Linked DNA regions of Homo sapiens: region 2 is linked to region 1. The links are chromatin loops, found by intact Hi-C in ENCODE. Cell type or tissue: psoas muscle. All regions are shown on one strand. Each heading gives the region's core, and the rest is flanking DNA. Links, peaks and the distances in the headings are about the cores only. Region 1 holds the start of DOK5 (docking protein 5). Region 2 overlaps DOK5 (docking protein 5).

What was found. Hi-C counts contacts between places; a loop is a spot of excess contacts. Peaks named below come from ENCODE experiments on the same cell type or tissue, not always from the same donor. Only the 100,000 strongest peaks of a DNase experiment are listed, where the experiment ranks them.
Region 2: it touches region 1 in a loop (3-fold over the local background); 11 of 110 quality-filtered maps call a loop at or near these places.

The regions. Positions count from the first base shown.
Region 1 is chr20:54,471,331-54,479,716 of GRCh38, reverse strand. It overlaps DOK5 (docking protein 5), which reads right to left and starts at 4,124. Exons shown (of 8, transcript NM_018431.5): 1 at 3,705-4,124. The coding sequence starts at 3,770. In psoas muscle, for the core only: no CTCF peak of the experiment used is centred there; DNase peaks (open chromatin) are centred at 3,606 and 4,046; H3K4me3 peaks cover 3,213 bases; H3K27ac peaks cover 1,947 bases.
Region 2 is chr20:54,614,285-54,622,670 of GRCh38, reverse strand. All of the region lies in intron 6 of DOK5 (docking protein 5), which reads right to left. Among named protein-coding and RNA genes, the nearest start is that of DOK5, 140 kb to the right of the region's middle. In psoas muscle, for the core only: no CTCF peak of the experiment used is centred there; a DNase peak (open chromatin) is centred at 3,370; H3K4me3 peaks cover 373 bases; H3K27ac peaks cover 726 bases.

The DNA of each region.
Region 1 (8,386 bases), core at 1,673-5,672:
AAGAGGTCCAAGCTGCTAAGTCCTTGGTAGACAAGAGCACAGAAATGTCACTTAAAGGCAAGTAACTGAGGGATTGTGCGTAGATAAATAAACCCGAGTTTCCGTTCTGAAACTTGCACTGTGGGCAAGCCATGACAATGATTGATTGGAAAATCATCTCCATTGCAAGGAAAGAAACGAAGTGAGAATTGTTATATGATGCTATCTAAGTCACACATTCAGCAGGTTAATGTTGTACAAATTGCCTGATTTGCCTCTCCCCTAAAAAGAAATTTTTAGTGCATTTAATCGATTACTCAAATAATTATGGACAGCTGCTCCCCTCCTTCCCCCAGCCCCTCAAATAGTAACGTCGACATTCCTGAACAAATTCAGTACCCAGGGCACAGCTGGAGACCTCCAGGAAACAATGGGGATTAAGCTGGGGAATACAGATGTGAAGATACTGAAACTTTTGAGTTAAATGAATTATATTTCATTAAGCTTTTTGATGTCTAAAGAAGAGAATAAATCTATACATATTTGATTGCTTAATCATTTAAACTCTTTAGGATTTCAAATGAAGGTGACCACTTATCTGTGACCCATTTGAATGGGAATGTTTTTAGAATGTTTCCTGTCCTGTTAAAAAATCACATATATAAATATACGTATATTATATATTATACAATATGTACATAGGTTGTATGTATATATTTATTCCTATGTATAAAAATACACACACATACACATATATGTATATAATTTGTAAAAGTTTCATCCATTGAAAAAATCTGGAGCTGCATAAACATTTATGCCTTTGTACACTTCTACATAGAAAGAGAAGGAAATAGATAATTCCTATATCCGTCTACCAATCCTAACTCATCTTTGATTAAAGAAAATGATACAAGCAGAATCAATGTTCTAGACTTTCATTGCATTTTCACAAATATCTTCTTTAATGCTCCCAAGAACATTAAATAGTGTTCATTGTACAGACTAGGAAACTGAGGCCAAGAAAGGTCAAAGGTCAACAAGCAATAGAAGCAGAATGCGTTCCCTTCTCCTCTTTCTCCAAATCTGAAGAAGCATTTATTCCTTGGCACCAGGAACAGCTGCTTACCATGAAATGTTTTTGTATTTAATTATAAACCGTCCCAAACATGGTCTGGATTCCATTAATAAATGCTGTTGTATTAGTTCCTAAAGGTTATAAATGGCAAGACCATCCATGCACTATATAGTTCAGCACATATTTCAACATGAACTTACCAAGTGTCTACTCTGTGCTAGACAAAATAAATGCCCTACCTCTCTTTGAGACTGGCACATATTCCTAGAAGATACATGTCGCATGCTGTTCTAGACTATATGTAGCCTAGATTAATACCGCTAACATTCCTTACTGTGGACATAGGGTCCCCATGCCAATTCCGTACAGCATCCTTCACCAATATTTGCAGCCTCCATTAAAACTTTGGTTTGCACTGTGTTCTGGCAACTATGTAATCAGCCTCTTTTGTAAATCATACCATAAGAATATTTTAAAAATTAACTGGTGAGAAAACCAATGCTAACAAATAAGACCAGATTTACTTGATCATATTTTTGACCTTTTCTCTCCATGAGCAATAACCATAATTCAATAGATATTCTGAAGTCTGAACGTGAACACAGACAAAAAGAATAAATCTTGAGAAAGTATACTGCTCATTAGCATCCAAAATGCTGTAAAACATAAAACAAATACAAACTAAATATTTCTGTTCCTTCTGCTTCAAATATCTGTCCATAAATGTTGGCACACACATAGGGCTATGTTGTGTCAATTGTAATAATCTAGAAAAAATAATCTCAGTTACCACAAACAAGAAAGTGATGGTAACCAGTTTTTCAAATAAATTACCATGTGTCACAATTTGGCATAAACTCTGATCCTTATGAATAATTCATATTTTGTGCATTAATAATGCATGTCCTCTTCCCATTGGAATGCTCCCTAACACAGAATGGATGTCTCATACCAATTCCTTCCATTGACATGATGGAGTAAAGCTAAATTAGAATGCTGGGTTTTTTTTTTTTTTAACTTAACTCCCCTTAAAATTGTAACACTTGGCCAGCCTATAAGCATACCAAAAATAGAAAGTTCCCATTATTGTTTGCCCCTTACATGGGAGTCACTCAGTAAAGTACCCCCAACAATGGGTGCTCTTGAAGATGAGAATATTTGCATAGCAGAAAAGAAAACCAAGGAAACTTTGGCAGAGCTGATGGAAATGGTGAATTCTGTTACATTTCTCCCTAATTACATATGTATATATTCACAATAACACAGGACATAATCGCTAAAACATGGTCACCAGCAGGGGAGAAAAAGAAAAGAAAAAGACCAAAACGAATTAGGCAAGAGTTTTATAATAATTGCGGATGTTCCTCCCCACAGGGCTTCCCTCCCTAGCTGAGTTTACTACTGTGAAATTTCTTTTCAGTTTTCAGTAAAAGTATCTGGCACATTAAAACAGTCCAAAGACCAAGTAAGAGAAAGATGCCAAATGACACATATTTCTAAAGAAAGCTATTCAATTTACCACTCATTATCAATGGCGGCATTCCACACGATTACTGACATTATACTTATTTCAGGCATTACACCAAAGGATATTTTCTCCCCCCGCCCCCGCCACCTCTCCACCCCCACTTTTCACCCCTTATGTCCAAACGCACAGGATCAACTAAAACAGCGACAACACTTGATAGGAGGCAAAGAGAAATGAGGGACCTAGTTTGAAATTTTTAGGAAATAAAAAAATCGTTCCAGTATCTTCCCTCTCCCTCAAGAATTCTTCCACCATCATTCAGTCCCAAGGAGAGGAAGGGTAGGTTCTCTTTTGAAGCCTCCTCCAGCGAAGAGCCAAGAGAGAAAGGGGCGAAAGAGAGGGAGTTTTAAGGAAGGAGCTAGCCTGTGTCAACATCTGTCCCAAGTGCCCTAAGATTCATTCATTCTTCCTTTCAGGACATATGTAGGGAGCACTTGCGCTATGCCAGGTATCAGGTTCCACGTAAATAACCCTTCCGTGGACCTCCAGGGTGTATTCCAGCAACAGAAATCCACCACCCCGGCTTCGAACCACGGAAAATCCAGATTCAAGTATCTACCCAAGTTGGCCCCGACCAGAGGCCAGCCCGCACCGCCTTTGACACGACACCTGGGACAGAGGTGGGGGGATCCAAAGACACCTTACGCTTGGCAGAAATCTCTCCCTGGGGTCAGAGGGTTCGTGACCTCGTTCACACCGAGTATGCGTGTCCTCTTTCTCAACCAGCCGATCCATCCCCCGGAAAAGTTAAGTTGGCGGCGAGTGGGAAAAGAGGGGAACCGGGGGCATCCGGCAGGCACCCCCGCCCGGGCTTCTCAGCTCCAACTTCCATGGCTACCGAGAAATATTTATTTCGAGTAGATGGGCTCCAGGGGCTACTGAAGCCCAACACGCGGCCACCATCAGAAAGCCAAGTCATCCAAGAGATAAAGATAGATCCATTACATACCTAGACGCTGGCCTTACAGTGACAGCCCCGGAGACGCGGGTTTCGGCTGAGAAAGCCACCGCGCAATTCTCCGGCGCGCGGCCGGGGACTCTCCGTCCACCCTCCAGGGATGCTGGCTCAAGAGAGAGACAATCGAACCGGCGAACAGCAACACGGAGAGGATCGATACTCACCCCGAGGCGTCTGCTCCGGATCCTCACGTACCCTTGCTTCACTATGTCATTAAAATTGGAAGCCATCCCAGACAGCCGGTGACCCCCCCTTTACCCAAGAGCGCGCACCCGAAGTGGCTCTGGGGAGGGTGGAGGGCAGGGTCAAGACAAGCAGTCGGTGGGAGAAAGTTGGAGAGGTGAAGCTGCTTCGGCGGCGCTGGGCGAGGCTTTAGAAGGCGCACATCACTTTCTCTGTCCCCCCAACCCTGACAGTGGGCGGCCGGCTTGCAGCCACTTTCGGGGAGCGCAGAGCGCGGCGCGGGGAGGCGAGGCTGGAGCGCCGGCGTCAGCTGACTCCGCGGCCGGCCTGCCAGGAGGAGGAGCGGCGGCGGCTGAGGGATCCAGCCCTGCCTCCTCCCGGCCGAGAAGGAGGAGAAGAAGGAGGAGGAGGAGGAGGAAGGAGGAGGAGGAAAGAGGAGGAAGGGGTGGGGGGCTAAGAGGAGGAGCCGCGCGAGTCCCAGCACTGGGCTGCGGCCACCCGTGAGCAGCCGCCCTGGAACGCTCCCCGCGCCTCCCACCCACCTTTCCCTCCCCGCTTCCCCTTCCGATCCCTCCCCTCCTGGCGGACCCGGAGCGTGCCCCCGCCACCCCCGCACCTCGCCCACAGCCTACTGAGATAGCGCTCGCTCTCCTCGCTCCAATGACTTATTTTAGGAGGAGAGGAAATTTCACTTTTTTCCAGCCGCCGCCCACCCCGCCTCCCCCTTCAGCCCCTGCCCTTTCCCCGAGAAGGGCCGATTTTGCGTGTGTGTCTGGGGAGATGGTGTTGCCGCGGCTCGCCTTGACCTTGGCATCTGAGGAGAGGGATATTGTCACCGCTTAAGCCAAATGCTTCCTTGGGTTTCCTTGTGTCAGGGACCTAGCCCTCGCTGGTATCATTTGCCACAGTTTCCCTGTTTCAGCCTCTTTCCCGCCGGAATGTGTTTCCCAGGGGGCTGAGACTTGGCCTCATCACTGTCTGTCCCCAAAGCCTGACCCCAGAGCAAGTGCTCAGTAAATCCTTGTGGTTATCAAGATGGCCACCTAGGTGCCAGGCACTCTCCAAGCCTTTTGCATGGATTGACTCATTCAAACTCCCCTGCACTTTTTGAGGTAGGTGCCCTGTTAATGTATACACCAGGCCCATATTTAATTAAGCCTCCTTAGCCTGGCAATAGAGCTCTCATTGCCATTATGAGATACTGCCTATACAATAAGATGAAGAAGGGGACTGAATTTCACACTCACCTGCCCCTGACTGCATTACCTCCCTAAAGCATACTTGATTGATAATTGCTAACACACATTGAGCACCAGTGTGCTGGGCATTGTGCTAATCTTGTTAAGGGAATAATGAATTAGGCACCAGCATCCACATTTTACAGACTTGCTAAGGTCTCACAGCTGGCCACTATCAGAGCTAGGATTGAAGGGAGGTGTGTGTAGTGCCCAGCTCTGCTCCTAAACATTCTCCTATTCCTCTTCTGAAGAGAGGATCTCACAGAAAGAGAGGTTACTAGTTGATTTCCAAGGAAGATCTTTCTAATCATTTGCACTATTCACAAAGGCAAAGATAATCATCAGAAATTAGACAAAAATTCTTACTCACTGGGAAGCGACAAAGCTAAAGCTAGAGATCACTGCTCAGAGCCATTGAGAAGAGGATTCAGTTAGTAGTGGATTGTTTGACCTGATGACATCCACAGGTCTTTCAACTCTAAGACGATATGAATCTTCCCATTCTCACTGGGAACATTAGCTTTTAGTCACCTTGGCTTGATGAGTTTCAGTTAAAGAACAGAAACCTCCAAGAATGTGTCATAGGAGAACCGAGACTAAATGGGGACAATCAAAAAGGAGATATTCTGGCAGGGAGAACTATTTTTGCTACATAGTAAACCATCTGTCTTCATGTTGCCATTCTATGGAAAATGATGTTTTAATTTTAAATCTCTCACCAAAAGAGATGAAATGGTAAAATCATTTGGAGAGCTCCTTTTGAAGGATTGGAACTTAAAAAAAAAAATGCTGCCCATGGTTGCTGTAAAATAGAGGTGTTCATGGAAGGCATTTATCTAACACATCATTTATAGACCAAGTCCACAGTATTATAGAAACAAAAAATGAAGAAATTAAGGCATAAGGAGCTTGAAATGAAGGGCCCACAATAACGGAAATAATTACTGACAAAAACTGAAGGCGAGAAATCCATCCCTTGATAGTTAATGCTGACTATAATCAACATCCATAGATAATTTAACTGGAGCTGAGGAAACTAGAATCAAACCAGAAAATATCAAACTAGACGTGAAGGAACAAATGATTTCTTTTTTAAATTGCAAGACTGAATCCAATATATGGTTTTGTTTGGTGAAATCCAATTGACATACATGCAAAACGTACAGACTGTGATATACTATTCATAGGACATTTACACTTGTCCAAATTGTGCAATACAAGCCCTGGCAGCAAGAGCAAAGAGACTGGGCACAGTGGCTTACGCCTGTAATCCCTGTAATTTTTTGGGAGGCCGAGGTGGGTGGATCACCTGAGGTTGGGAGTTCGAGACCAGCCTGACCAACATGGAGAAACCCCGTTTCTACCAAAAATACAAAATTAGCTATGTGTGGTGGTGCGTGCCTGTAATCCCAGCTACCTGGAAGGCTGAAGCAGGAGAATCACTTGAACCTGGGAGGTGGAGGTGAGCCAAGATTGCACCATTGCACTTCAGCCTGGGCAACAAGATCGAAACTCTGTCTCAAAAAAAAAAAAAAAAAAAAAAAACATTAAAAAAAGAAAAAGAAATGGAAAAGAACCATTCACAGAGGTAGGCAATGTAAGGGGTGCTTATAGAGTTCTACAGTGCACAACTTGCCTAACCATATGCTGCCGAACAAATATACTATCACACATGATTTAGTTTTACTGGAAATGTCTGACAAGAAAAAATACTATTTCGTTCCGTGTTTTGAACTCAATTTTTGAATATTTAGAGCTTCTTATTTGTAGTATGCATTTCTGTTTGTTTCCTCAGCATCCAGAGTTTGTTCTTCCCATAGTAGTCACCATTTTCACTGAGTGTACTCACCCCTGTTTCCAGCTCACGTGTGCAGCCCTGTCCATGGCCTTTCTTTGGACAACTAGTGGTTGGTGATTGGTTCAGATATGGGCACATGACCTAAGCTGGCCAATTAATAATGAATTGGGTTACTTTTACTGAATACTGGGAGGAAGACTCACACTCCAGCTGAAATGGAATCTGGATGGAAGAGGCCCAGGAGCTGCTGGCACAAATGGTGAAACCCCAGGGGAGGGCTTATCGAAGAGTGAAGGCCACGCTAAAGGAGCAGAACCAAGACATAAAGAGAAGCAAACCAGATCCCGACGATCTGATTTGAACCCCTCTTCCAGCACCCCAGGAAGTTATTTAAGTAGATTTGAAGATTTTGTAACAATTAGACCCCAAAATATAATGATTTAAGATGCATAAAAGTTTATTTATTTTTCATGTAACAGTTTATCCTGGGCAAGTAGGACACTTAGTCCTATAAGGATGCCCAGGGATCCAAGCTTGTGGTTCAACTCTGGCACCTCAGGACACGGTTTTTCATCCTTGAGTCTAGTCATTGTCTGATACAGTTTTTCTGTGTCCCTACCCAAATCTCACCTTGAATTATAATAATCCCCACGTGTCAAGGGTGGGGCAAGGTGGAGATAATTGAATCGTGGCAGTGGTTTCCCCCATTCTATTCTTGTGGTAGCAAGTAAGTTTCATGAGATCTGATGGTTTTGTAAAGGCAGGAGTTCCCCTACACAAGCTCTCTTGCCTGCTGCCATGTAAGACATAACTTAGTTTCTCCTTTGTCTTCTGCCATGACTGTGAGGCCTCCCCAGACATGTGGAACTGTGAGTCTATTAAACCTCTTTCCTTTATAAATTATCCAGTCTCAGGTATGTCTTTATTAGTAGCATGAAAACAAAGCAACACCCTCTCATTTCCCAGGAAGTGGGAAGAAAACATGGAGGGAAAATAACCTTCTAATAAAAATATGATCCAGATGTGTCAAACATCTCTTTTTCTTGCATCGCGTGGACCAGTGTTTTGTCACATGGCCACAGCTGGCTCCACAGGAAAATGGAGAATGAAGTTTTCATCTGGGCATGGTCTGTTACTGAAAGAACAAAATGAATCCATAATGGGCAGGTCCATTAGCACGCTCTACCTCACCAGTGCCACTCCTAGACTATTTAATTGCACAAGCTAAAAAATTCCCATTTTCGCTTAAACCAGCCCAAACTAAGATATTCTGTCACTTACCACTAAAGGAGTCCAGCCTAAGGCACCATACTGTGACTTGAAGCCCAAAGAATCGCAACTAAATTGGGTACAGATACATGTGTAAGGCTCAGATGACTTGAGAAAATTCCAAAATTTTCTGTGGCATTTCCATAACGCTATGGACCAACAGAAGTAAAAGCAACCGCAGCCAACTGATCCACCTCTGTTGTTTGGGAATTGCTACACCAGTCCCAACAATGAGTGATTCTCGTGGCGTGAGTGCTGAGTGCAGCCCCAGTCACTCTCACCACAGGCTGGACAGCTGATCAAGGCTGGGCATTCTGCGTGCCTCACCTGGCATTGGCACAGGGATGAGCATGTGACC
Region 2 (8,386 bases), core at 1,695-5,694, 140 kb before region 1:
AATGTACTGCCTACTGACGGAGCCCCCATCTCAAGTATTAAAACTAGTTTTCGAGTTTATAAACAAAGCCACGATCTGTCAGCAAAACAAGTTGTCTCCTTTTCCAATAGAGGCATAGCCACGAGTCAACCAACATCCCTGGCACCGTGACAGGAGCTCCCAGCTCCAGGGAGGAGCTGTGTAAGCTAAGGCAGCATTTAATAATCAGGTGAAAGCACTATTAAAACACACCCCTGCACGTTGCAAGTTATTACGTTGTTATAAGAGACTGAAACAGAAGTGCTGAGAAAATGAGATTTTCTTCCCCTAATACACAGGAACAAAGCCATCGCAAATTTAAGGAAGAAGCCTGAGTTTCATCCACATCTATCCTGTCTGAATAAACAGTTTGGTCTCTGTTAAATGTCTATTAGTAAATGTAGGTTAATCTCATTTAGCTCTTTTTTTTATTTTATTTTTTTTATTTTTTCTTTTTTTTTGAGATGGAGTGCTGCTCTGTTGCCAGGCTGGAGTTCATGGCGTGATCTCGGCTCACTGCAACCTCCGACTCCTGGGTTCAAGCGATACTCCTGCCTCAACCTCCCAAGTAGCTGGGACTACAGGCATGCGCCACCACGCCCAGCTAATTTTTGTATGTGTAGTAGAGACGGGGTTTCAGCATATTGGTCAAGATGGTCTTGATCTCCTGACCTCGTGGATCATCCTGCCTCAGCCTCCCAAAGTGCTGGGATTACAGGTGTGAGCTGCAGTGCCCAGCCCATTTAGCTTCTTTTAATTTCTAAAGAATTCATGAGTAAGTACAGCATAGTGGTGCAAGTGTGGGAACCGGAGCCAGTGGCCACCTGGGTTTAAAGCTTGGCTTTATCACTTCCTATCTGTGCATCCACACTTCAAACTCCTAAGCCATAAAAATGGGATGGTAGCACCCTTTGATACAGTATGTTAAGGCGTTATCATCTTTAATCGTGATTTTTTTTTTTTTGAGGCCGAGTCTCGTTCTATTGCCCAGGCTAGAGCGCAGTGGTGCAATCTCAGCTCACTGCAACCTCCACTTTCCGGGTTCAAGCGATTCTCCTGCCTCAGCCTCCCAAGTAGCTGGGATTACAGGCACCTGCCACCATGCCTGGCTAATTGTATTTTTAGTAGAGACAGGGTTTCACCATGTTGGCCAGGCTGGTCTCAACCTCCTGACCTCAAGTGATCTGCCCGCTTCAGCCTTCCAAAGTGCTGGGATTACAGGCGTGAGCCACCGCACCCAGCCAATCATGCATTTTTATGTACTTGAAGTGAAAGAACCCTCCCTCTCTCTTACCAGTTGAATCAATTACATTTGCCATATGCCAGAAACTCAACCACTGTTTCTTTTTCCAAAAATATATTATATAGCCATGATTTAAAACTGTTAAACAAAGAGAAAGACATAAAGTAATACATGAAAGCCTCTTCCCAGACTCTCCAAATCATAGTCTTGCTCCCAAAGGGTAGCCAACACTAACACATCCATTTGTACCCTGCCATAAGTTAATTTTCTGCACTTATAATAGCGTTAGTGAAGGTGTCAGAATCCACCTTGAGATCTGCCTCATATCCATTCATTTCCTTTACACACGTTGATATGATTATATATGACTCTCTTCATGTGGTCATTACTATACATGAATCTCCTCTATTTCTAGTTAGCTGCCTCATGTAATTCTTGTTATATCATGTGCCATAATCTGTCCCCTTGTGGTGGACACTTAACTTCTTTCTAGTTATTTCTGCTCTTACAAATAAGCTCCGCAAGAATGGGAACTTCATCTTCTTCAGAGCCATTTCCCCAGCACCTCGTATACTATCTAGTGGGCAGCAGGGCTCAGCAAATACTTGTTAAAAAGAGGAATCTAAGAATAAAGGAAGGAGTCCTCCCGTGAACATTTGTGTACGCATCATCTTCACTTCTGCTAGTATACGTCAGAGTAAATTCCTAGAAGCACTACTGTTGAATAAAAAGATGTGTGGATTTAATTTCAATAAATATGGTCATCCAAAGAGACCATAGCAAATTGAACCCACAGAATTACACTGTTGCATAAGGGGTATATTTAAAACTCCTTATTTAAATGGTAAGCTCCTTTAAAGATGAAAACAAATGCCAGGCGCTGTGGCTCATGCCTGTAATCCCAGCACTTTGGGAGGCAGAGGCTGGCACATCACTTGAGGTCAGGAGTTTGAGACCAGCCTGGCCAACATGGTGAAACCCTGTGTCTACTAAAAATACAAAAATTAGCTGGGCATGGTGGCAGGTGCCTGTAATCCCAGCTACTTGGGAGGCTGAGACAGGAGAATCACTTGAACCCGGGAGGCGGGGGTTGCAGTGAGCCGAGATTGCACCGCTGCACTCCAGCCTGGGCAACAGAGCAAGACTCTGTCTCAAAATCAATCAATCAATAAATAAAAGATGAAAACAAATTATGCTTTATTATATATTCTCCATAAGATCTAACACATTGCTTTGCAAGTAGCAAATAGGTATTTCATAAAAGTTTTTTGAAGGATAATTAATATGCCAGGATATAAAAAGGGCTTAATTCAGGAGGGGGAAAATGATAATTGCTTTAAGCAGCACATTTTAAAAAATCCATAAGTTAACCCAATTAACCAGAGCCCATAAATAGAAGAGGGAAAGACAGATTTTCTTGTGGTGGGGAGGTACAAGGGAGAGTAGGAGATGCTGAGTTGTGAAAAGAGCGTTTACACACATAAAACTCCACCATGCGAGGGTCTACTTTAGTGTCTGAATAGTAATGAAATTGACTCTATGATTTCTTTGATGCCTTCTATATCTAAGAAAGCCAAATGTGTAGCATATTGCGTTTAAAATTAGATTGAATATAAATTAATTTGATTTCAAAAATTATGGAAGAATGCCACTTGAATTCTACAAATTCATTAGCAAATTGTATTTGCAAATCCCAGCTTGGAAGTAAATCAATCCTTTAAACAAAGAAACACAAAGAAGTGACAAAAAAAAGTTCAGATTGAACTCTCAAGCCTGTGTGTAATCAGGACTCCAGAGTACAGGGCAGAAGTCACCCAGGGGCCTGAACGTCCCCCTCAGTGGGGCCCCCTCACCCCACCCGGAGCCCCTGGAAAAACCTGTTAAAAGCAGGCATTCTTCACCTTGAGGCTCTCGCCTTGAAGGAAAGTCTAAAAATGACAAGCCCAGTCGTGGAATGAGGAATATCCCACACACTGCCACGCCTTGTTCCAAAATTAGACTTTGTCATAGACACTGATCTCAAAGGTGGCAAAAATAGCTATAGCTGCTCAGGGGAGTGCCTGAGCTGTCCTGAAGTTTTGCTGCGGCTTCTCCAGCAAGGCAGCTGGCAGCTGGTGCAAGACAGTCCTCGCCTCCCCGCCTCATTCACAGTTAGTGCTCCACCTCATACTCCAGGCCCACCCCCACTTCTTCCAGCACCCCCTTTAGAGTGAATAATAACAATGCATTGAATTTTTAAAGTGGAAATGTAGACGAGAAATAATAAAGTGGCAAGACTGCTATCTAAAGCCAAAACTACACAAATAAATGAGATTTCATTTAACAGTGATTTTTCATATATATATATATATATATATATATATATATATATATATATATATATATAATTTATTGAAACAAGGTCTTGTTCTGTTGCCCAGGCTGGAGGGCAGTAGCACTATCATAGCTCACTGCAGCCTGGATCTCCTGGACTCAAGTCATCCTCCCACCTCAGCCTTCCCAGGAGCTAGAACTGCAGGCATGCACCATCATGCTGGGCTAATTTTTAAATATTTCTAGAGATGGGGTCTCCCTATGTTTCCCAGGTTGGTCTCTAACTCCTGGCCTCAAACAATCCTCCTGCCTTGGCCTCTCAAAGTGCTAAGATTATAGGCATGAGTCACTGTGCTCAGCCCTAACAGTGATTTTTTAAAAAGATATATTATACATTGATAGATGCTTCTGAAAGGTACTCTGATTATCAAGGTCATTTGAAAATGCTGAGACCGGCCAGGTGCAGTGGCTCATGCCTGTGGTCCCAGCACTTTGGGAGGCTGAGGCGGGCAGACCACAAGGTCAGGAGTTCAAGGCCAGTCTGGCCAACATAGTGAAACACCGTCTCTACTATAAATACAAAAAATTAGCCAGGCGTGCTGGCAGGTGCCTATAATCCCAACTACTAGGGAGGCTGAGGGGGAAGAATCGCTTGAACCCGGGAGGCAGAGGTTTCAGTGAGCTGAGATCATGCCATTGCACTCCAGCCTGGGCTACAGAGTGAGAGTCTGTCTCAAAAAAAAAAAAGGGAAAAAAAAGGGAAAATGCTAAGACCATGCTCAGTGGGGACATAAGAGCTTTAAAACCCTTCAAAGGAGTGAGGCATCATGGCCAGAGGTAGAGTTTTGGAACCAGATAAAACCACCCTGCATTCCTGGCTCCAGTAGTAATGAGCTACGTAGCTGCAGACAAATGACTTCGCCATGCTGAACATCCCTTTTCTCATCTATATCATAGGACAGTGATTCCTTCCAGGTCAGGGATCATGAATATTCTTTTCCATTGTAAGCCCTGTAGGAGCATAGGCCTCAAGTGTCTACTTGCCACGGTATCCTGCCACACAAAACAGAACATAGTAGGTTCTCAATAAACATGTTTAAATGGTCAAATGAATGAGAGTGAACAAATGAATCTACCTCAGAGTTATTGTGGTGATTAGAGAAAAGGCAAGTAAAGTATCTGCTATATTGTAGGAGGCCTGAAAAATAACAGTGGCTATTATTACTAAAGAGTTGGGCATATAGTAGATGTTCAATAAATACATCGTATTACTAGCAAGTGCCATAAAGTAGGAAAAATATTTAAAAGTGAAAAATCAAACCACTAAGTAAATATTATTCCAGAAAGTTTCACAGTGCAGGGGACAGACACTGAGGTGGCCCCATGATCTCATCCTCCTGGTGGGCATACCCTTGTGTGGTGCCCTTCCTTTGTATGCACAGGGCTTATGATTTGCTTTTAGTCAACAGACTGGCTGGGTACAGTGGCTCATACCTGTAATCTCAGCACTTTGAGAGGCGGAGGAAAAAGGTTTGCTTAAACCCAGAGTTTGAGACCAGCCTGGGCAACATTATAGGGAGACCTCATGTCTACAAAAAATAAATAATAAATAAAAGGAACCAGACATGGTGATGCATGCCAGTAGTCCTAGATACTCAGGAGGCTGAGGTGGGAGGAGGTCGAGGCTGCAGTGAGCTGTGATTGCACCACTGCAGTTCAGCCTGGGTAACAGAGCAAGACTCTGTCTCCAAAAAAAAAGAAAAAAAAATCGACAGACTATGGCAGAGTGATAAGATGAATAAAATAATCCTTCCATGATTGTGATACATAGGATTGTGCCCTCTTGCTGGCTTTGATGAAGTATGTGGCTGTGCTGGCAAGGTCCATGTGGCCAGGAGCTGAGAGTGGCCTCTGTCCAACAGCCAGCAAGAAACTGTAGCCCTCAATCCCACAACCCCAAGTAGCTAAATTCCACCAATAACCATGTGAGCTTGAAAGTGGATCCTTGGCTGGGCGCAGTGGCTCACGCCTGTAATCCCAGCACTTTGGGAGGCCAAGGCGGGTGGATCATGAGGTCAGGAGATCGAGACCATCCTGGCTAACAAGGTGAAACCCCGTCTCCACTAAAAATACAAAAAAATTAGCCGGGTGTGGTGGCAGGCGCCTGTAGTCTCAGCTACTCGGGAGGCTGAGGCAGGAGAATGGTGGGTGAACTCAGGAGGCGGAGCGTGCAGTGAGCCGAGATAGCGCCACTGCACTCCAGCCTGGGCGACAGAGTGAGACTCCTTCTCTACACAAAAAAAAAAAAAAAAGAAAAAAAAAAAAAGAAAGTGGATCCTTCCCCACTTTTACCTTGAGATGAGACTGCAGCCCCAACAGAAACCTACATTACAGGCTTGTGAAAAACTGGAGAGGAAGGTCCACTATGCTATGCCAAAACTCCTGACCCACAGAAACTGTGAAATAATAAATGGATGTTGTTTTAATGGTGCATAGTTTGTGGTACTTTGTTACATGGCAATAGAAAATTAATTTATATAGTAATATAGACATCAGTTAGCCACAGCATCAGTAGCAAGGTCCCAGAGAAAGATGTGTGAGGACAGACACTACTGGGTGTATCTAAGCATTGCCTTGTCAGGATGCAAGATCAGCACTGCCAGAGCTTTGCACTTTTCAAGAAAATATAAAAATCTGAGATTTATGTGTTAGCTCTCAATTTTTAAATGTTGGTCACTAATTTGGAGTTTTCAGAATAACAGTGAGTTAATCTCATGTAGGATAAAGAAAACGTGTCTAGGGGCTTGATTCAAAGATACAGTGTAAGGCAGGGGTTATGTCAGCACACCTGTTCCAAATTTGAGCCCTAATACCTTCTAAGCTGGTGGTTTGGGGTCTTCAATGCAAGAGTTTTCATGAGGTTTAGAAATTACACAAAATGTCCTTAACACATTGTCTGTTACAGAGCAGAGATATAACACATTCTTGTTTTGTTATTATTATTATATTAGTTTTCTATGGCTGTCGAAACAAATTACCAGCAAGTGGTGGCATAAAACCACACAAATTTATTGTCTTACGGTTCTAGAGGCCAGAAGTCCCAAATCAGTTTCTCTTGGCTGTGGTCAAGGCATCAACAGGGCTGGCTCCTTCTGGAGGTTCTGGGGGAGAACCTGTTTTTATGCCTTTTTTTTTTTGAGATGGAGTCTCGCTCTGTCACCAGGCTGGAGTGCAGTGGCGCAATCTTGGCTCACTGCAACCTCCACCTCCCAGGTTCAAACAATTCTCCTGCCTCAGTAGCTGGGACTACAGGCACACGCCACCACGCCCAGCTAATTTTTGTATTTTTAGTAGAGACAGGGTTTCACCATGTTGGCCAGGCTGGTCTCAATCTCTTGACCTCGTGATCCACCCACCTCGGCCTCCCAAAGTGTTGGGATTACAGGCATGAGCCACTGCGCTAGGCTGTTTTTATGCCTTTTCTAACTTCTCAAGGCCACAAACATCTTTTGGCTCACAGTCCCTTCTTCCACCTTCAAAGCCAGCTGCGTGGCATTTTAAAATCTCCCTCTCCACCCCTTCTCTATCTCTGTCTCTCTGCTTCCACCATTGCCTTGCCCTCTGTTTGACTCCTCTTGTTTCCCTCTTCTGAAGACAATTGTGATTATATTCGACCCACCTGGATAGACCAGGATACTGTCGCCATCTCAGGATCCTTAACTCGATCACACCTGCAAAGTCCCTTTTGCCTTGTAAGGTAACATTCACAGACTGCATAGATTAGAATGCGGGCGTATTTGGGGAGCCATTATTCAGCCTCCCACAACTGTTACTATTATTATCGGACCCACAGGCCCCTTCTTTATGAGTTTTGGGATTGAGGGTCATAAGGCTGACTGAAATCAATTCACTCCAGGCTGTAATTTCAGCCTGGTATTGGCCCCACAGTGCAACATTCTGTCTGTAGACACACTCTTGGGAATTTTACAACAGTGACAGTAAACAATGAGTTAGGACTTCCTAATAGTGAGGCTATGGCCAGATATGAGTTTTGCCGTCTTTCTCCGGTTATGAACTTGGCCATCTCATAGAAGCAAGTCAGCAGTCATATAAAGGCAATTCCTAGTGGGGAATGTAGCCAGGGCTATGTGGATCCACTCTTAATTACCAGAAAAGGCAAAACAATAACCGAGGCAGGGTGAGCCAGTAATGTTGCCTTCATTTGTTTTATTTTAGCATGGTATCCCCTAATCAGAGATTGACTAAAGTACATTGATTTTAAGCTTTTCACAATCCCTCGTTTAACTCCTTAAGATTCAGATCCATGTTGAAGCTTACTCATTTCCATCTATAACAGGATGCCGTGGCTTTAAAAATCACATTTATTTTATAGAACCCATTAAGCATACAGCAAATTAAGAGCAAGTGACATTATTTTCTAGTTAAATTTGCAAAGGGATAATCCAAACGATTTACTCATATTCCTGATTAATTTTTAGCGGAAATAATGAGGAGGTTGTAAATGGAAAAACATGTGCATGAGCATGCAGAACCCGCCTTTCAAGTACAAAACAATTTATGCTAATTGATGGCTCTACGAACAAGACAATCTTAGACAAACTTCTTCAGGTGCCTAAAGGGATCTAATGGAATAGCCGCACAACACTAATACAATGACATGTTGCCCTGTAAGTTTTCAGTGACTTGAATTCTACTTCACAGCTCGCTCTCACTCTCTCTCGCATTCCCCTCCCTCTGTCTCTCTCCATCCATCCACTGATGTCTCTTTATTGAAATATCCAGAATTTCTAA